Regions from separate parts of the Homo sapiens genome. Here regions 1 and 2 are each linked to region 3. Evidence: chromatin loops called from intact Hi-C (ENCODE). Cell type or tissue: PC-3. All regions are shown on one strand.

What was found. Peaks named below come from ENCODE experiments on the same cell type or tissue, not always from the same donor. Only the 100,000 strongest peaks of a DNase experiment are listed, where the experiment ranks them.
Region 1: it touches region 3 in a loop (7-fold over the local background); 4 of 110 quality-filtered maps call a loop at or near these places.
Region 2: it touches region 3 in a loop (7-fold over the local background); 10 of 110 quality-filtered maps call a loop at or near these places.

The regions. Positions count from the first base shown.
Region 1 is chr2:204,337,285-204,342,284 of GRCh38, forward strand. No RefSeq gene overlaps it. Among named protein-coding and RNA genes, the nearest start is that of PARD3B, 210 kb to the right of the region's middle. In PC-3, no CTCF peak of the experiment used is centred here; a DNase peak (open chromatin) is centred at 2,937; H3K4me3 peaks cover 1,544 bases; H3K27ac peaks cover 1,970 bases.
Region 2 is chr2:204,450,622-204,455,621 of GRCh38, forward strand. No RefSeq gene overlaps it. Among named protein-coding and RNA genes, the nearest start is that of PARD3B, 92 kb to the right of the region's middle. RefSeq lists enhancers at 1,308-2,507, 3,413-3,913. In PC-3, no CTCF peak of the experiment used is centred here; a DNase peak (open chromatin) is centred at 2,060; H3K4me3 peaks cover 432 bases; H3K27ac peaks cover 1,641 bases.
Region 3 is chr2:204,530,743-204,535,742 of GRCh38, forward strand. No RefSeq gene overlaps it. Among named protein-coding and RNA genes, the nearest start is that of PARD3B, 12 kb to the right of the region's middle. In PC-3, no CTCF peak of the experiment used is centred here; DNase peaks (open chromatin) are centred at 3,089 and 3,419; H3K4me3 peaks cover 619 bases; H3K27ac peaks cover 1,829 bases.

The DNA.
Region 1 (5,000 bases), 190 kb before region 3:
AAAAGAAGGATGCTGGGAAGCTCCTGGTTAAGATTTTCCCCTCTGATAAAAAGACACACTGAGGGAGAAGCTGCCTTTCCTACCTTCGGATATGGTTATAAGAAGACATACCCTGAAAGGTGTCATCATCTTGTGACCAGGAGGGGACGAGCTTCTGAACTAAGCCTATATGCTGAGTTGGGAAGTAGGGCAAGTGTTTCATGAAGCCACAGAAAAACTAAAAGCTCAGATTTCTGCTCCAAAACTAAGATGGGCAAGAAAACTCATGCCAGAATTGAAAAAAAATTTGATGTGCATTATAAGGAAATAGATCTGGATGAGAAACATCTACTCAGGTTTCATAGAGATGATTTTTTAAAAAGAAAGATGTTTTTATGGCCCAATTAGAAAAGCTAAGTATTTTTTCCACCTTTACTATATGATGTTATTCTATGAAATAAGCAGAGTCCTGTTGGCCTTGGCCCTCCTTCCCATCTTATCCTTCTACATCCATGTTGAGAATGAAAACCCCTGTAAACAACTGCATTTGTGAGATAGACTGGACAGGAGGAGGGAGAAGAGGCAGCAGCATAGATAAGCTGGGAGAGGAAGATCTTAAAATCCTCATAGGTAAAGTCTATGGGAAGAAATAGGCAGATAACAATCATTGCAGCAGCACAATCTCTTGTTTTTCAAGCAGTAAGCCGACTTGAATACCAAATAACCAGGCAGTAGGTGATGGAGGAAATGACACCCTGATAGAGCAGTGACACCCTAAAAACTCTGATAGGGACAGAAAATTAGACTAGAAGATATTTGTGTCAACCTTCCCTCCAGCTCAAGATCTGAGAAGGGAGTTCAACCATCAAACAGCTAGGCAAAGAGAGTAATTCACTCACCCTGTCTTGATAAACATGAAGTCTGGATATATTTATCCATGTTCTAGCATCGGTAAAGATACTAGAAACACAAATGAGGCTGGTGAAAACATTATAGCATAAAGAAATGGGAATATTTGGCTCAAAGGAGTTCATCTCTGAAAATGATCTATGACACGATTAAGAAGATATTATCAAGAAACCATTGGGAATCCTTGAAAGAATGCCAAAAGACAGGCCACTAGAAATTAGGAGCTTAAGGAGAAAGATAGCTCAGATTAAAGGTGAAATTATAATTTAGATTAGTGAAATTAACAAGGAGCCCCAAAGATCTAAAAAGATCTAAATGGGACTTCCAGGTAAAGATGGAGCTTTGAACAAACACATCTAATTTTGCTCCCTCGGCAAACCCTTATAACACTATAATAGAGAGATTTTGTTTGGTCTTGTTTTCATATAGCAGCCCACATAGGTACAGAAAACGGAAGAAAAGAAAAAGTGGCAAAATTTTGATGCCATAAAACAGACAGACATATGGAAACAGACTTAACAGATCTGAGAAAGCGGAATCCTCAACTGTAGGTAGGGAAAGCTGAGAACTAACCCAATTTACACTGCAGTCCCCCTCCAGAGACTCAGAAATTAGCAGCACTAGTCCTTCTAGAAGCCAGGATGAAAGAGTGCAGGACAAAAGATTAGGAGGATTGAGAAAATTAGGAAGAAACTAGATCTCTGTGCCTTCCCTCTCCCTTAGATTGCCACTGGATGCCATCTCTTATCCCCAGCAGAAGCCTGGAGGTTTATATTATAGACAGGGTAAAATAGAAACTCTCAGCTTAAAGACAACAATGGAGAACTCTCAGGTTTTGTACCAAAAATAGGAAGATTAAGTATCTGTTTGCATACTGACTGCTGAGCACTAGTTTCTTCTTCCATTGGCTCCCAGAATGGAACTTTATTTCTCATGAAAGAGATGGATGAGTCTTCTCTAGGGGACATGATCAGCCCATGGTGCTGAAAGCCCCCAACATATAGTTGGCTCTCCTTTTTTGTGGTTCCTCATCCACAGATTCAACGAACTGCAGATTGCAAATATTCAGGAAAAAAAATGGTGCACATAAAAAAACCCAATAAAATATAACAAATATTTGCATAGCATTTACATTGTATTAGGTATTATAAGTAATGTAAAGATGAGTTAAACAGGAGGGTGTGCACAGGTTATATGCAAATACTACACTCCATTTTATACAGAGGACTTGAGCATCTGTGGATTTTGGTTCCACAGGAGTTTTGGACCAATCCCTGCTTATACTAAGCGATCACTGTATTGACAATGGGAATGGTAAGCACTCTTCAGTGATTCACAGAGGACAGTCTGCATCTAGGCACTCAGAGTTTCAGGCAGCTGTTTAGCCCTCTGCTCTTTAACATAAGCAAACAATCAAGGTTTTCCATAAATCCAAGAAAAGCAGGTAGTATGGTGGGGAGCGGGGGAGGAGAAAACAAGAGAAAAAAGGAACCTGGATGAAAAAGGCAATGTGCAGGGAAAAGAAAACATTACAAAGTAAACTGTAATTAGTATCTTTCAAAATATAAAAGATTTGTATACATGAAACAAGAACAGGGTGCCCTAAAAATGGAACAAAGAAACAAACAAAAACATAAAAAAGCCTTGGGTATAAAATGCAATGGAAAAATGTAATTTACATGAGTGTTAGAAAAAATCTGAATGATGCTGTGAAACTTCGAATTAGTCATATGAAAGTTAAACTTGAAAAGTGTTCCTGGATTGCAGAAGCAAAATCAAAGAGATTTAAATGGCAAACAGAGGATAGATATGGAAGATATGTGATGGAGAGCAAACACAGATCACTGGTGTTCTTAGATCAGTATAAATAGAAGAGAAACCAAAGCGAAGACGAGAAAAACATTTCTGAGCTGAAAAAAAAGATCTGTACTTACTGATTGAAAGCACCCACTACCTCGAAGCAAAATGAATTTTGAAAGACCCAAATGAAAGTACATCCTGGCCAAACTTGAAAACTTAAAAGAATGAAGGGGATTTATGAGCCTCTTGGCAAAATAAATGAATAGATTGAAAGGAATGCAAATAAGACTGACCTCAAATACCTTTTCTGCAACTTGACATACCAGAAGACAGTGGACTAATGTCTATAGAATTTTAAAAATAAACAATGGCCGGGCATGGTGGCTCACGCCTGTAATCCCAGCACTTTGGGAGGCCAAGGCAGGTGGATCACCTGAGGTCGGGAGCTCAAGAGCAGCCTGACCAACATGGAGAAACCCCGTCTCTACTAAAAATACAAAATTAGCCGGGCGTGGTGGCACATGCCTAGAATCCCAGCTACTCGGGAGGCTGAGGCAGGAGAATCACTTGAACCCGGGGGGGGCAGAGGTTGCAGTGAGCCAAGATTGTGCTATTGCACTCCAGCCTGGGCGACAGAGTGAAACTCCGTCAAAAAAAAAAAAAAAAAAAAAAAAAGAAACAATTATCATGTAAGAATTTTGTACGTAGCCAAATTTTGTGTGTGAAGGCAACAGAAGAAATTACTCACAAATATGCAATGTATCATTCATGTGAACTTCTTAGAAAAAATTATTTGAAGCTGTAATTGAAATGCCTGAGAGAAAAAACAAAATTTTCAAAGTTTCGAAATATGAAGATAATTGTATAAACCATCTGGCTGCAAACATTCAACCATTTAGAATTGAGAGATATCCAAATTAATTTTTGTAAATGTTATTATAAAAGTGGATGCCAATTTCAAAACTCATTTTTAAATTAGAAGATATATAATGGTTGGAAGGAAAAAAGAAGAGCGGGTGGGAAGATAGAAGGGAAAGAAGAAAAGGGAGAGGGAGAGCAAAAAAGTTCACTTTCGTTTTGATTACATGAGTGATGACAGAGAGGTGGCAGGGTAAGTCTTAAAATACTGAGTTTAAGAACAATCTAAAATTGTTCTTAAACTCAATAGTTGTCAAATGTTGTGCATTGGAATCAGCTGGGGATCTTTATGAACCACTGATGCCTGGCTTTCACCCTCCGATGGTTTCGTTTAATTGGTATGGGGTGCCCGAAAGCTCCTCTGCCACTTCCAATGTGCAGCAACATTTGGGATCAACTGGCTTAACTCAATAAATAGAAAAAAGTAAGAATGGGAAGTAGATTTCAGCTTGTGTTCCAACCCTTCTTAATTGGCAATGACTGCCCTAGGGCTTTGCTGGGGTCATATCAGGCTCAATGGGAAACTGCTCTGATTCATTTATACGGTCTTCACTGGAAAAGGAGAGAATGACATTACACACTGGCCATCTCTGGGTTGGAGAAGATTTCTAAACTAAAGTAACAATTAATAGATTTAAAATAGACCAGGCGCAGTGGCTCACGCCTGCAATCCCAGCACTTTGGGAGGCCGAGGCGGGTGGATCACGAGGTCAGGAGATCGAGACCATCCTGGCTAACACGGTGAAACCCCCGTCTCTACTAAAACTACAAAACATTAGCCGGGCGTGGTGGCGGGCGGCCACCCCAGCTACTCGGGAGGCTGAGGCCGGAGAATGGCGTGAACCCAGGAGGCGGAGCTTGCAGTGAGCCGAGATGGTATCACTGCACTTCAGCCTGGGCGACAGAGTGAGACTCTGTCTCACAAAAAAAAAAAAAAAAAAAAAGATTTAAAATAATGATAGATTCCTTCAAAAATATTGGAGAAGGTAAAAGTAAAAATCATATAGTCATATAATAAAAGGCATTAAAAAGGAAGGAAGGAAAAAAGGAAGGAAGGGAGGGAGGGGGAGGGAGGGAGGAAGGAAACATAAGGAGAAATTTTAGAAAAGGTGGTGAAATAATGATCAAATATGTTCATGAATATAAATGCAATTGGGGGAATCCCCTTCATTAAAAGAGAGTATCTTTAGATTGTATAAGAGAAGGGAAATCCACCTACGTGACATTTTCCAAACACCCACCTACTATGAAATTACTAAATAAAAAATACATTAAAAAATTAAAACGTGGGCAAACATATCAGGCAAAGACAATAAGAAAGAATTCCATTACTAACAACAAATATAGAAATTAAAGTAGAAATATTAAATGAGATAAAGATATCCTGTCAGAAA
Region 2 (5,000 bases), 80 kb before region 3:
CCTAGGCTACTAGAGCTGCCACCATCTCAAAACCTGCTGGTCACCATGTCAGAGGAAAGATTACTCTGGAAGGTCTTAGCCTGCCAGTTACATGATCTGGCCCAAAGGGACACATATCAGCTCTGCTCACACCTCATTCCACAGAACTAGTCTCATGCCCCCACCCAAACTTCAAGGGGCAGGAAATGTAATCCTCTTATATACCTGAAGTCACATAGCCAGAAATACTTGGTGAATGGCATCAATGACTGATTGTCACTGTTATCAGTGATGATGGTGATAGTCAAGGCAAAACAGAAGTCCTAGCAGCTTTAGTAAACCTCTGCCTGTGCACCATCAAACCTTCAGCAATAACTGTTTAAACTCTAGAACTATGTGCCAGGATCTGTATTATCAAACTCCAGATATTTATCCCATTATTTTGTGGTTCTATCCTATCCCATCATTTTCAGCCCATCATTTATCTACCCACATGCAGTTTGGAATCATAACTTCTGTGTTTCCATTGATTGCAGAACCCACCATGTGGATAAGCTGTGACAGCATAATTAGTTCAAGTGGAAATTGCAGGTGGAGTAATTCCAGAACAGGTTCTGCTACAATAAAATATAGGGTTTAGTATGATTTGAAGTTTAATACCTGTAAAGAAAAGGCTGCAAACTCAAATGCCTTCAGGGGACAGACAGGTAACATACTTGCAGGAAAAAGCCACTTTTAAGAGGTTGGAGTATTGGGGGCCAAGCTGAACCAGGGAGAACATGGCCTATCTAAAAGGCAAAGTATCTCCTCTGGATTCTTAGGTAAAATCTAGATTTTGAATTTTGGCCAGGAAAAAATCTGTTTTCTAAAATTATATTTTATGAACCAAATAAAGCATGTCCATAAGCAAAATTTTAGCCGCAGGCTACCAATTTGCACCTTCTGCTGAAAGGTTTGGATGATTAAAATACATCCCACAAGGCTGATTACTTCCTGCTAGGCACCACGCTCACGTTTTAGGTAGCTGCCGCTGGGTTAGTGATGGAAGGTGAATATGAAGCCACAGGCTGTGATGAAGTATGCCTCGTTAGGTTTGGGTTACTGAAAGAAATGAGGAGAAAGTACATGAGGATTTCCTTAATGCACTACCAATCCTTATATAGAGATATCACTTTTTAGTAATGCTAATATCTCCTTTTAAACACAGGGAAAATTGAAAGGCACATGCAAACAAACTATAATATCCAGTTACAGGTAATATAGGGCCTAACAGTAAATTTCAAGAGTACTAAATTATGTTGTGATAAAGTTTTATCTCATCCAATGGACTTCCTCAGGCTTCAACCTTGGCTCCAAGCTCCTTTTCAAAATATAAGTGAGTGTAGCTTAGTAGTTTCAGAATATAGACTATAGAGCCAAATACAACCTTCCCAACTGGGTGATCTCAGACAGGTCACTTAACTTCCCTCTGCTTCGATTTTCTTATTAGAAAAATTGGATACTAATAGTATCTTCCCCTTAGGTTTGCCGTGAGGATCAAAAGAGTCAATAATACATGTAAAGTGCATAGAATCTTGGCGGCACAAAGCAAACGCTGAGTGAAAGTATGTTATGTTCGTTTCTTAACACTTTCTTATTAACTGGAAAATCCTGTGGTGTTTACTTCTTGTTAGAGAGAAAACATTTTCCTTTTTTTCCAATAAATTTTGTCCTTGACAGCTATTCTTTGAGTGTCAGTCAGTCTCTCGAAACAGAGGAATGTCTGTATAGCTGCAGTGACATCTTGCCAGGAGAGCCTTTCTTTTCTTGGGACTTTTCATTTCCATTTCACAACATGGTTCTGGTCAGTACTTCTTTGGAGGGACTTCTGATCAGCCCAGATCTTGCTGCCTTTTTCCCCATATCCTGCCCCTTAAACTCCCATCCCACACCCTGCCCCTCGTAGACACTTTAAAATCCACTTGAACACCACAGATGAATCATTTGGCAAAGTAAACAATAATTTCTTCCCAGGGAACTCCTCAGGACTCTGTGGTGTTTTGACCATCTGCAGCCATGGAAACGACAGATGAAGTGTATGGTCATTGGAATGCTTTTAACTCGCGCTTCCTGTGGCAGAGACTACTAATTGCTTCTCAGTAGCCGTTCTCCCTTTCTTTATAAGAAAGTTTTAGCTGAACACATCACTGCCCCACTAAAACATTTCCCTTGTGGCTTGATGTTGCCATGTGAAAGCCCTGACCACAGAGATGTAAGCAGGAATGCTGTGTGTGTGCCTTCCAGGAATTCTCTTTAAACGAAGAGTACCAATTCTTCCTTCAGTCTTTCCTCTATCGTGATACCTTGGATATGAATATAATGGCTGGAGCTCCAGCAGCTATTTTAGACTATGGGATTTAAGACAGCAATTCTCAAAGTATAGGCTGAGGATACAGAGAACAAAAGCCTTGCTCAGGAGGCCCACAGAATCCTCCCTTTTCCAAATATATATCTATTTCAAGTCTAGAATTTTCTTCATAAATTTCAACCAAAACTATGAATATATTGCAACAGATTGCATACAGTGGCGTATATGAAATTCAAAATGTCTTCTATTAAGCCAGATAGGGATTTATAAAAATGTAAAAAGGTTATTCTTCCCACTAATTTTTTTGTCTTAGAAAACATAATTATTTTTCACAAATCCGTGTTATTGCTAACATGCAGTAGGTTTATTATTTGTATTTTAAAATGAAAATATGTAAAAAAATTTCTCGGTTTTAATTTTTACTATAGTAACTTACATAAACAATAGCTCTTTGCAGGCCTTAATGACTTTTGAGGGGGTAAAGGGATCCGGAGACCAAAAAGCTTGAAAGCTGGTTTAATTCCACACTCTATAAATAATGGGGAGATGAACTACAAAGAGCCTGAGTTAATGTCAACTTTTTTTTATGTGAGCAAAAGTTAAACTTCTATATGTGTAAGTCACTATTACTGGGGTGTTTCTGTTATATCAAGCAAAACTAATTTTTTTAACAGATACCTTCCTACTTCCATTATTTGAGTTGAGACCATGGCTAAGAGCAAAACAAAGCAATTAAAAGCTGACGATTTTTGTGAGACTCTTGGCTGGGAGCACTAGTTTAAACAAGATAGTGTGAAGCATGCAATCCTGGCTTTTTTTGTGTGCCTGGCATGTCGTAAATGTCTAAATGTGGATTCTGCAGAATCTCTGCATCCAGTGAGCCCTTGTGACTCCACATCTAGTTTTAAGGGAACAGAACTGGCTCTAGCAGGCTGATACTGGTGTAGCCAGGGTGGGAACAGGGATATTCTTGTGTGTCTGAGGACCACGTTCAGTCACACGGCTGCCCCGGTGCCCTTGGCAGAGTGCCTAAGATGGGGCCAGGAGGGGTGGAGCAGAGGCAGTGCCACTGGGAAAGCAGCCCTCCGTCTCCAAGGCACCTCCTCTGTGTTTCCTGCCTTCACAAAAGACACACAAGAAACCTAGTGGCTGATCACTGTCAGGAAGTAAGGGACACAGAATCTAGGGCTGTGGGAAAAGGGGACCGGGAGGCCGGGGGAGGCCCTCCCATTCTGAGCACAAGCCTTAGGAGAATGCAGAGGAAAGAATAGCAAAAGCTCCCTATGAGGCGAAACCCACTCTCTGCACCAAAAGGAAGAGACTCTGGTTTGCCATATAAAGTGCACACAATTCCCTTCTCTGACAGAAGACACGAGCAAAGGTGCTGGACTTCACAGGGCTTCAGCTGATCATTTCTAAAGTTCAATTTGCTGCTAGATCTTAAACCTGCTTTTCGTCAACCACTCAGCAGAGGTGGGGCAGAATTTTTTTCCCTCTATTTGCAAGTCTGTTTTAAATACTACATTTTAAATCATAACTCTCTTGAGAATAATATGGCAAATTTACTTTCTTTTAAGGCCCACCTTAAAATACATCAAATCACTGTGTTTTCCTCCGCTCTAGATTTTCTTCTCTTTCATTACATTGCCATAAAGAAATGCCTGCTTGTCTGTTGACCACTGTACCTCCAGCACCTATGATATTATGCTGGGATAGGGCTGGAAATGCCCCTCTACATATGGTCTGCCTGCCATCAGCAAAAGAAGTTGTTGTGCTTTGACAGAGACACATTCTGTGAGGGCCTTATGTAAGCCTGATGACCATAAGCAAATTATTTGGAAGAGATTATTTAAATTGTACAGTGGCAGGAATTAAATATTCAATTGCAATAAGTTTAACTGATTAAGATATTTACTTTGCAGATGATGTAATAACTGGAAAAGCATATCAGTGGGAAGGTGTCTGACATGTTTGGTTGAGAGAATATACTTGGAAAACATATGGAAATGATTGATTTTTTTTGCTAGCTCCCCCATAAAGTAGCTGCTTTGTGCCCACTGAAATGGAGCCATCGCACAAGGGCTATGATATGCATCGTGGGGGTGTCTCTGAAGAACTCAACCAGGGAGACCTGTCCTTGTTCGAGCTAGATGCATCCCACCAGGGTGTGCAGAGCCCATAGCTGCGGGGCCCACCTTCTCATTCTTCTCAGACAGTGATGTGTGCCGTGCTGGGTGTTCTAGGTTGCTAACCATGCATCCCTTCAACAGGTCTGTGGGATGTCCAGGACATAGAGGTGGTGGGTAGCAGAGATAAAGTGTATTTAAGTGTGTGTGTGTGTGTGTGTGTGTGCACATGTGTGTCCATGTTTTCCTGTGCTATGCAGTGGATTGGAGAGGCAGGACTCCTGGGTTAAATAAAGACAAGTCCGGCTTCAGTCATACTATTTGGAAGGAATTTCAAAATAAGTGCCCAGCACATAGTGGGCTCTCAGAATTGTTCAATGAGTGATTACAAGGTCATGGTAATAACATTTGCAATCCAAAAGGAAACTCAGATATTATCTCTTATAAATAGGAAATGGAAGCCCAGAAAGGCTTAATGAATTGCCCAAGGCCATACAAAAAGTTAGTGGTGGCAGAGCCAGCCTAGAGCTTAATTCTCATGGCTGTTA
Region 3 (5,000 bases):
TTTTCTCCCTGAGGCAAACAGATGGAAATGTAACCTACAGTCAAGATTACTTGGGGAATATTAAGTACAAACAAAGAGGAATTAGGTTTTCTTAATGAAGGGTTCTTCAGCTAAGAGTGCTTGAAACATATTCTTCCCCCACCGAGGAGAGCATCAGCCAGCGAGATGATGAAGTCTTCTGGTGAGGACACCTCCTAGGGACTAGACAGGCTAACTTCTTGGTCCCATCCTCTTTTCCCTCACTCTACCACTCAGAGATTTCTGTTAACCCTTTCTTCTCTTAGCTTTGCTAATGTTATTGTCTTTGCCACAGCTTCAAACATGCTAATTGCCAGGCTTTGACTGCAGCTCCTCTCTAATCTCTTGATTGGAACTGAATCTGGAAGCTCATTAGCCAGCCCTTCCTGGGTTAGGATTCTGATTCTGGGCTTGCTTTTATGGGCTCTTGACTCACCATTTTGGATTGACCTACTTAGTTCTAAAGCTGAAGTTTTCATTTTGCTTTGTAACATTTGGGGGAAATTCTCAGTCAACAGTTGTCAAGAGGGTCTCCCATTTGGGAACGGCAACAGCATTTAGACCTTTGGTGTGTTATTTTATTCCAATTATTTTGTTCAAAGGTCCCTGAGATCAAGTGTACAGGAATTAAAGAAGCTTTCCCGGGGATGCTAGGGACAGGATGAGATGATAGTAAAACTCTGGGGCTCTTCTGTACAGCACAAAATATAGGCAGAAGCAGCATGACTTGTCCTCTTGAATAATCTGGAAAAGTGGCACTATTTGAAATGGGTTAATATGTTGATATGACTGTTTTAAGATGATTGAAAAAATATTAGCGAAAGAAATGTGAAAACAGGACTTGATTTTTCACATCTTTTCTCCAGTGTTATTCACCACCAGTTTGGACCTGCAAATATAAACTCAGAAAGCAGACTCTCCAACTACCTGTTTCTAAACTTATGTCATTTGTAAATGGTTCATATGCCTGAGACTGTTTCTATATCCTATTCTATGATATAAGTCTAGCACCTGATTTTAATCTTTTAAATAGATAATTATAATATTTTAATAATAATATGAATATAAATATTATAGCCGTGTTTAGGAAAAACAAAAAATGCCAAATTGAGTATAGTAATAGTCCTTTCTGGTCAGCATTCTTATTTTAATGATGATATCAATAGATATTTTGCACGAAAGTTTGGTTACTCTGCGCAACAAAAATCGACTTTAAGAGATAAGTAAAACTTTTCAAACACTCCTAGCAAGTCACTCAGGCTGGAGTGCAATGGTGCAATCTCGGCTCACCACCACCTCTCCCTCCTGGGTACAAGCCGTTCTCCTGCCTCAGCCTCTAAGTAGCTGGGATTACAGGCGCCCACCACTGCGCCTAGCTAATTTTTGTATTTTTAGTAGGGAGGGGCTTTCACCATGTTGACCAGGCTGGTCTCGAACACCTGACCTCAGGTGATCCACCCGCCCCAGTCTCCCAAAGTGCTGGGATTGCAGGCATGAGCTACCGCGCCTAGCCCTAGCAACTCCTAATAGTCTAGCAAACGTCTATCTGGTTCAAAAGTAATGAAGGGCTTTGTTATCTAGTGAGAGTCATGTGTATTGAGGGATCAAGCCACACCAAAGAGACTTTAGAAATACTTGTTCCTCAAGTAAGCTTGATGGACGGAGCCAAATCTAGGATGGCAAAATGGCCAGAGGCGATGTTCACAGTCCACGCCATTGCATACTTGAAGGTGCATCCTTCATGGTGAACACTTCACCTCACAGTCTGACTCTTGATTTTTTTGCATAATGTTCAATAGGATGGGGAAAAGAATAAATTATTTCAGAAAAAAATTAAAACAACAGTGTGCTGGACACATTCCCTACGTCCCTTCAGATCCACCCTCCACCCTTTTCCACACAAACTCTTAGCTACAGGAGTTTCACAGGACTTTCTGCCTTCTGCCTCCAAGTGGGCTTGATCAGTGAAATGTACCTGTAGGAGATAGATGTGGAAGGATATGAGATGGGTGTACTTAGTCTCCCAGCTCTCTTTCTGCCACGTTGCTATGGATTGGCTGCATCTCTGCTGGGCTAGTGTTCATGATATGTCAGGTGGCCCTTTCTATATCAGTCTTAGTAGGGATGTAATGTCTTCCCATCTTGCTAGCTCTAACTGCACCTGCCATTGTTGGGTTGCCTAAAGCTGCCCACACCAGTAAGTGGTTTCTGTAGTAAAGTTTCATCACTTAACCTGGTTAAAGTGTGCCATGTGATTCTTTCTAGAAACCTGATTGACACAAACATTAAAACTAAAAGCCAATGGTTTTAGGTGAGGTCATTTGTAATAAAATGAGAAGTAATTTTGAAAACTTCATCAACTACACAGATGCACATTGATTTAGGTAGGAAAAGGTAAAGGATAAATTTTTCTCAAGGCTGAATTATTTTACCTTACAGAGAAAAAAATATTAAAAAGATATCAGAACTAGAGGCAAAAGCTTAGAAGAATGAATTCATTGTTTATCTTAACTATAACTTAAGGAGAGTTTAAAATTTTTGGTGAGGTAAGCAGAGATTTATTTTGTTTTAGAGCTCTTATTCACAATCAGTACCTTCAAGGCAAAACTGCGGAGGCTTTCATTGCATATGGCAAAATGGCTATAACAAAAATGAAGTTTGAGAGTTGGGTAATGAGAATTGATTCTGTGGATAACCACTCTTAGTTTGTAAATTTGATGAAAATTATAGAGTTAGAAATAAATAAGCAACACTCTCAGCAATTTTTCATCACTTAAAATATCCTTTGAGTAATTCTGCAGGGCATACTCGAAACTGATGAGTGGATCAAAAATGCTTACTGATCATCACATGTCAGAAGTGACATGACCTCACAGGAGAAAGACTACTGAAATGTTCACCAACAGTAGTATGAAAATTTGTACTAAAGCCCCTTTGGCCACATTCTGGAAATCTCAGTCCTGGGTGTAGCTTCCAGGAGAGCAGAGGTATTGCTTCTCTCATTTACTGCTGTATAACCTAAAATAGAACCTGACACATAGTAGTCACTAGATAAATATTTGCTGAACAGCTGAATCAATTTAATGGGTGTTTCCTTGGTGATTACTCTGGTTTTGCTCATAAAGTTTTGTTTTGTTTTGTTTGGCAGGGGAGCCTTGTTCTGTCGACCAGGCTGGAGTACACTGTTGCCATGTTGCCATCATAGCTTACTGCAGCCTCAACTTCCCGGGCTCAACACACCTCAGCCTCCTGAGTAGCTGGGACCACAGGTGTGAGCCACCACATGTGGCTAATTTTTTTATTCTTTGTAGAGACGAGTTCTCCCTATGTTGCCCAGGCTGGTCTTGAACTCCTAGGATCAAGTGATCCTCCCACCTTGGCTTCCCAAAATGCTAGGATTACAGGCATGAGTCACCACACTCAGCTCTTTGCTCATAAAGTTATAAAAAAGTAAACGATTGCCATTTGTAATACATATTTAGATGACTAACTTCTCAATTTGTAATAACAATTATAAACCTTCGGCAGTGGAGAGAAATTGCCTGGATAAAGCTGAAGGACCCAGTGGATTAACATCCCATTCTTTAGCCAAAGAGATGGTAAGAAAATACTTTTTCTTAATGAAAATTAATCTAAAACATATTTTTAATAAAAAAACAATATGAATGTACTGTCAAGTAGAATGCAAAATTAAAATGATTTTCTTTTAGCTAGAATATGAGACATGAGGGGGTTTGCCTTTCTTGCAATGGCTTCTGATACGGTTTCACTGTGTCCCCACCCAAATCTCATCTTGAACTGTAATCTCCATAATCCCCAAGTGTTTCGGGGGGACCCGGTAGGAGGTAATTGAAATATGGGGGTGGTTTCCCCCTTGCTGTTCTTGTGATAGTGAGTTCTTATGAGATCTGATGGTTTTATAAGTGTCTACCATTTTCCCTGTTTGCACTCATTCTTTCTCCTGCCACCCTGTGAAGAGGTGCCTTCCACCATGATTGTAAGTTTTCTGAGGCCTCCCCAACCCTGCAGAACTGTGAGTCAATTTTAAACCTCTTTTCTTTGTAAATTACCTAGTCCCAAGCAGTTCTTCATAGCAGCACAAGAATGGACTAATACAGCTTCCTTCTCAAGATGCTGGAAGTTCCTGTTAACTCTCCTAGGCTTTCAGGAATCCTGCTCACAGGCTTCAATAGACGTTTTGGCCATTGTATCAGACCCATATGAGCCACTATCACTAAGCTACTATCAGCTATTTATTTGGTTCCATTTTCTGCTAATTCACCCTTTTGGGTGTTTTTCTGAAAATAACTGGAGTCATTTACAATACATTCCTTCATCTATTCAAGCATTCATATTATCTCTAGGTCTGTTTATCACTCATTACCTGAGCCCTCGTTTCCATGTAAAGCATCGTGTCTGTGAATTTTTAACAGTTCTTTTATTACCTTATTTCTTAGGTTGGATTATCTGCAGAACAGACTATGAGAAGGAGATTCATATGTGTAAATTTATTGGTGAATGTGCTCAAAATCAGTTCTTGTGTGGAAGTGAAGTAGGGTTACGTGGAGAAAGGAGTTGGGAAGGGACACTTTTGCAACAAAGGTTTTCCATAACTGTGATGGACATTCAGAGTTGATCAGCCTTCAAGCAAGGGGTCTGGGCCTTTATTCCTTCCCTCACACACATAGACCACTCACTGAATGTGGGCATGTGGGCTGCCCTATGAATGAGGTCCAATCTTGGGCAATGAGGCTCTGTTCCATTGAGGGTAATTCCTGGTTAGTGGCTCAGATGAGATTCTCAGCTGCCAACAATACCAGCATCACCGGATGAGTATTCAGTCCTGAAGGGGGAGTGGGTCTGTGTGATTCACTGTAGCGCACATTATACTATAGTAGGGTAGGGGTGGAAAAGGTGTAAGGCCCTTCCTCACCCATCGTAAGGGTCATGGCCTACACTCCTACAGTAAAAGACAGATTAAC